2 separate regions of the Homo sapiens genome follow, and region 2 is linked to region 1. A link is a contact called in ENCODE Hi-C or POLR2A ChIA-PET data. All regions are on one chromosome and are shown on one strand. Each heading gives the region's core, a stretch centred on a gene start or an enhancer-like site at or near the end of the contact. The rest is flanking DNA. Distances are from core to core; before and after follow the strand shown. Region 1 holds the start of TAFA2 (TAFA chemokine like family member 2). Region 2 has its middle 240 kb from the start of SLC16A7.

Region 1 (3,009 bases), core at 166-2,665:
AAAAAAATACTGTAAGATTTGCAGTGCAACAGTGCCAGGTGTTTTAAAATGTAAACGTTGCTTTCCTGGATATAAGTTACTATGTAAGTGGAATGAAATATTTAATCACATGGCATAAATCTTTTGAAAGAGACTATCTGAGAGATCCTTGGAAACAAATGATTGCTGTATACTACTAGACAAAGTCAAATATGCCATAGAGCAATTAGTTACGGTAAAACTTGCCTTGTTTAGTTTTGGTGCTTTGTTTTAAATGATTTCAACTAGTCTCAGCTATTTAAAAAATACATTCTTTTCTTTCTTTATGACTGTGCTAATTTAGATTATCAAGTTAAAATAGAACTGCTCCAGAAATTCAGAGTGAATGGAAGGGTGTTTAATAATAACTTTAATACACATTTTACAATTTTTGAACATACAGAAACATTTTGAAAGCAAACCCCCAGCTCAAATAGTAAGTTCACAAAAATCTAAATGTTAAGGTTACAGATGGGACCTAGCTTGATTTGGACTGATGTAACAAAACTTTATAAAATCGGTGGAGCTATTTTTTATAAAAATGACCACCTCAACATAATTAAATTACTTGATGCATTTTAGATACAAAATATGGTTGATTTACTAAGCATGTTAAGATAAAATAGCTAAGTGAAGCACATATTCTATATTTCTTTGTAAATATGGTATGTAGTATTACTTTTATTTTATAGCTGGTGAAGAGAGCTTGTGATACCTAATTTGTCAATGGTTTCAGTGAATCACAGCTATATAAAAGCACAGACCTTTAGAGCTGGAAGGAATTTAGCTATCTTGACCATTATTGGTCTAGTTGAAAAAGAGGTATGAAAACTGGCTCCAAAACCAGATTCTTGAGTTATCTTTCCTTGTAAAGGACTTGTAAAATTTCCTGGGTCAGCATTCCCTTTCTTTGTTTCAGATTTTCTTTTTCTGAATTCATTCTTACTAATTATTCATTTTTGAATAGTCTTCTAATCACTAGATTAAGGTTTTGCTCATCTCCAAACATGATCGAAGTGAGCCTCAGAAGACCCTTCATTTGAGCTCATATGCACAGCGCTTAAACCGACACCCAATTTGACCAAACATGTAAGGACATGACCTTCCAGCGTCATGAATATCACGACGTTCCTTTAGCAAGGGCTTTGCTTAATAGGGCTGCAGTGAAAATCCTCCGTCTAAATCCTTGAGAAGTTGTAATTTGTAAAAATGCAAATTATCTGAAACCAGATATTTTTTTCTTTTTCTTTATGGAGAGAAACTGGTCTGTTACATCTAGTAAAGCGTTCTAATCCGGTTGACCCTCTAGAGGGAGACATAGTCCAGCTTTTATACCAGTTGCCTCCTCATCTTTTACTGTCTCGTTCTTTTTCTGCAGGACCGTTGTTTGCTCTCAACGGCAGTTGCTGGGGCTAACAGAACTGGCTGTTGGGAGAGAGAGGCGAGGCAACGCCGCCCGGCCCTGCCATTCCATTTTACTGCTTAACTCAACCTGGAGTGTCAGGACCTATTCTCCTGCATTCTCGCTGCACTATACGGGGGAGCCAAGTCACTCTGTACTCACTGGACAGCCAGGCTGGGTGGAATAGGGTTCTAGAGTGGAGCAGGGGCTCTGCCCTTTATGGCGACTTTCTAAAAGATTAGCATCAGTGTCTTTTGACAGTATAGCATCTGGGGTGGGACGCGGAGAGGAGGCTTTGCTTGCTAAACGGCTTCTTTCTCCGCCGGTGATCTGGATTTGTTTCCTCGGCCCCCTCCCCCCGCTCCTTTCTTTCTCCCCTCCCGCCTTTAGCAAAGTGACACAGGCGACACCTGCTCGCTTGTGTTCGATGTTGGAACTCGCACCTCCTCGGTGGTGACGGTGCCAGGGCACTGCTACCAGGGGGACATCGGCGGGTTTCCCTTCCTTCCAGCCCACGATGCCTAGAAGGGCAGCGGGTGGGCTGCGTGGGGCTCTGCCCGCAGCACTTCGAGGCGGGATTGAGGGGCTGAAGCTGGCCAGGAGTTGCTGCTAAGTGGATTCGAGTGGAAGGCGCCAAGTCTCCGCGAGGGCACCAGCGGGGACCTATCTGCGAGCAGTGGGAACAGGGGCACCTGGACGGAGGAACGCGGGCGTCTGGAGGGGGGACATCGGCTGAGCTCAGAGCCTCTCCTCCTTCCTGTCCCGAGCTTCCCAGCAACTCCGCCACGTTGGAGACCCGGTACCTGCGAGAGCCAGGGAACTCGAGAAGTGCGTGGCCGAGGCTGCTTTCCTGAAGGTGAATCATTCTGTCCAATTGCCTTTCCCCAGAGAACAAGAGGGAGGGCGGGAGAGAGGGAACGGAGGATGTGTGAGTGTGTGTGTGTGTGAGAGGGAGAGACGACGTGAGGCGAGAGGAAAAGTCTTTAGTCGGCCTTAAAAGCAAACAAATCAGAGATGGAATAAGAGCGGTAATTGCAGCAAGACCGCCTTGATTCTTGCAGTCCAGGGAGCTGAGCGCACCGCGCGCATCCGGCGAGGACAGGAGGCGACCGCGGGCGCTGCCAAGGGCTGCGGGACTTTGGCTTTTCCTCAGTAAACAAATCTTTTGATTACTTTGACACTGTGGAATAAAGAAGCGGGGAGAAGGATCAGGCTCACCTTCACCCGCTTCAGGGGGATTCCAGCTTGGATGTCAGATTCCTGAACCGTCTTTGCCATCGGAGGAGGAAACACATCCACACACGCGCGCGCACACTCGCACGCTCAGGGCCACACTCACACGCCGCCCTCCACGATCACACAGCACCAGACTTCGGTTCCCTATGCCCCTGGATGGTGACGGCGGATTGGCATCTTGGAAGCGATGCGAGAGCGATAAGGCTGGCGCCGGCCCGCAAAAGCTGCAGGAGCATCGCTAGGTGTTGCCGCCACCGGGAAGCGGGGCTGCAGGTAGGTGCGAGCCGCGCCTCGGGTCGCCGGCCAGCGCTGGGGACCGGAGCGGCAACTGCAGGACCGCGGTCCCGGAAGCC
Region 2 (3,009 bases), core at 351-2,850, 2.4 Mb after region 1:
GACTTCTTGGTAAGGAATGGCATTTGAAAACCTGGAAAAACCTGCATTACTGTGTAGGTTTAGCAAGAGGAACCAAAAAAGGGTAGTAAGCTGATTGGACTTTATGTCTAGGGTGAAAGAAAGGATTTGCAGCAGCAGCATATCAGAGCTAGAGAAATAGTCATGAATATTGAGAAGTTTTAAAGTGCAAATGGTAAAATGAAAAGAGAATAGATATGATACTCCACTACATACAAAGACAAAGACAAATTCCAGAAATAAGGCATAGTGGCCCAAAGTGGAGGGTCTTGGGCTAGAGAAATGTTAGAAGGAAGTAAGAAGTGGACAGATGTATGAAAGGAGAGCCTCAAAGGATTCCATGATTGAGGTGATTCTGAAGTCTCTTCTCCAAAGACAGACTACCCAGTTCCATGCTCTTCTTCAAATAGGTTTTTCTGGTAGTACAGAGGGATTACAAAATCAACTAAACACCATCATTAATGAGGACCGTAAAAGCTTTCCCCATGGAAGTATGCAATAATAATTGTTAATTCAAGTAGATGAAGCATTCATTCATTCTCCCATTCAGTCAGCAAAAATAATGCACGGAAAGGATTTGCACAGTACATGGCAAATAGTCGTTCTCATTAAAGGGTAACAGGCATTCTTTCCTTCTTCCTTATTAGTATTACACTAATATTAAAATTATTATTACTACTATTCTTAGTTTTACTTATTGCCAAATTCTTGTTCTAGACAACCAATTATTGAGAGCAATGACTATGATTAACTTTTTTTTCCATTTTTTTTCCTTTAGCACCTAATATTGCATACAAGACATAGCTGACTGGCATTCGATGACTGTTGAATAAAGACATTAATGATGGAAAGACAAAATACAGATGTCTTTGCAAAGGTGCAGCTTAAGGGCTTATAGGCACCTATAAATCAGTGTGATTAGTGCTTTAGTAGAGATCTGCACAGGAGGTTGTCAGATCACAGAAGATAATTAATTAACCAAGGTAAGTTAGGAAGCAAGACACTCAGAGAAGACACAGCATATTTGGAGAGTAATAAAATAGAACTGCTAAAAATGAGTAATATAACCATTGAAATTTAAACAGAGAAAAAGCAATTTAAATGTTAAACAGAAGATGAAGTATAGCTAAAGAAAAACTTAATAACCCATAATATTCTTGAAATTAATTCAACAAATGTTTATTGTGATGCTACTATGTGCAAAGGATTATTCTAGGCACCAGGGTTACATTAGCTAACAAAGCAAAGTCTACCATCATGTTTCTAATACAAATGGAGGAAGCAGATAATAATCCAAAACCACCAGAAAATATTTATAAACATAACATAGAAATACGCACAATAACAAGGAGTTAAAAGGGTAAGGAGGAAATGCCAGCCTGCTGGTGTTGGGGGTATTAACAACATATTATATAAAAGTTAATAAGCAAAAGCCTCTATAAGAATATGACTTTCAAGCAGAGAATTACAGGAAGTGAGGGATCAAATGACTCAGATATCTGGGGGAAACAGATTCTCAGAAGGAAATTACAGATGCAAAGATCTTGAAGCAAGAATGAATTCTGGCACAGAGAGGAAAAAATATTCACTCAGAAATATGCCCAGAGTGGTGGTTACAAGGGCGTGTTGCCCTTGGTCTGCTAATCTCCTTCTATGCATGGTAGATAATTAATTCTTGTCTCATGATTGTCTTTGCTGAAACTGGTTTTTTTCTTTCATTAGAAGGGTTGGACCAAACTTGGTTTCTGCTTATGTAGTTGTTTAGCTCACTTTCAATGTACATATTTATAGATATATTTTATTGAGGCTTTGCAAAATGGCTGCTTCTCATGGCTTTTTTTTCTGGGGACTGCCTTTTCTTTCCAGGTGGCTCCCCACATTTCTGATAATGTCTTTCTGATATGAGTTCTATGTTATTTGTCCATTTGCCTCTCTTGCACGTGATCATGATTCTACCATATTTAGGATGTTGTTTTCCCTTTGCACTCTCTGTTATTGTACTAATAAAGGAAGAGGAGAGAGATCATCTTTCATAGAAAGAGCACTTTTCTCATTAGGGCAGCATCATGATGCTTGTGTATTAAGACTTCATGGCTTAACTGCTTTTGCCTTCTGCCCAGGGATGATAGTGCCATATCCAGCCAATCTGAATATGTGACCCTATCGGCAGACATATCTCTCTTGTGGCAATGGAGTCATCTTGTACAATAAGTTGCTACCATTGAGCATTAAACTCATCAAATGAAAAAAAAAAAATGCCCGGGACATTCTCTATAACAAAGACCTACTATCCTGGGAAAAAGACTTCTCAGAGCTTTATTACACCCAACAGGAGCGGTGTTTACCCAACTTCATTCCCATCTAGCAATTCTGTCTCACCTGAAAGGGGAGAACAAAACTAGGAAATACTGGTGTAGATCACAGCCCAGGAACACAGGTCTAGTAAAGGACTAAGATCCCATCATAAGATTATAGAAGGATTCCTTTAACATACTTGCTACCACCACATCAACAGGGTACTAGTGTATATAGTAATAGTGAGTAATAGTGGAGAACAGTTAAAAAACCTGCAAGGCACAGACTTTATTTACATATGAGTTTTTAGGGAAGCCCAAAGACAGTAGAGAATAAAAAAACAGAATCTCATAGAATGTGAAGTCTCTGGAACATATGGCTAAAGCAAATATTGAACACAGTACAACTCCTAGCCAAAATAACATAAAACCTCACACAAATGGCCATATACCTCCGTTCTTGTTATCTAATACATCATGTAAGTCTTTCAACAATAAAACATTTCAACAAAAGTAAAACATGTTAAAGGACAAGAAAAATCAGTTCAATATTTAAAAATACCATTTACAACAGCACCAAATACACAGAGAAGCTACATGTGGAAAACTACCAAACTTCGATGAAAGAGATCAGTGCAGATCTAATAAATGGAGGGATATTTTATATAAATATTCCACCAGATTCAATAATGTTGGA

What was found. A loop is a pair of places that touch in the nucleus more often than their neighbours do. ChIA-PET counts read pairs that join two places held with the same protein, here RNA polymerase II (POLR2A). Pooled maps may share reads with other maps.
Region 2: a map of B cell shows a loop between it and region 1 (5-fold over the local background). The contact joins the enhancer-like site here to the promoter of TAFA2 in region 1. A Hi-C loop is called at or near these places in 5 of 168 maps with a recorded cell type or tissue (B cell, CD4-positive, alpha-beta T cell, IMR-90 and 2 more), 5 of 37 single-sample maps with no recorded cell type and 14 of 50 pooled maps. POLR2A ChIA-PET finds 5 or more read pairs at or near these places in 1 of 52 experiments (activated naive CD4-positive, alpha-beta T cell).

What each region holds. Positions count from the first base shown.
Region 1 is chr12:62,191,179-62,194,187 of GRCh38, reverse strand. It overlaps TAFA2 (TAFA chemokine like family member 2), which reads left to right and starts at 1,415. Exons shown (of 5, transcript NM_178539.5): 1 at 1,415-2,929. RefSeq lists a silencer at 1-120 and an enhancer at 1,490-2,023.
Region 2 is chr12:59,838,267-59,841,275 of GRCh38, reverse strand. No RefSeq gene overlaps it. Among named protein-coding and RNA genes, the nearest start is that of SLC16A7, 240 kb to the right of the region's middle. Within about 2 kb of position 1,600, at least 2 of the 41 ENCODE cell types and tissues checked have a DNase peak (open chromatin) inside an H3K27ac peak, as active enhancers do.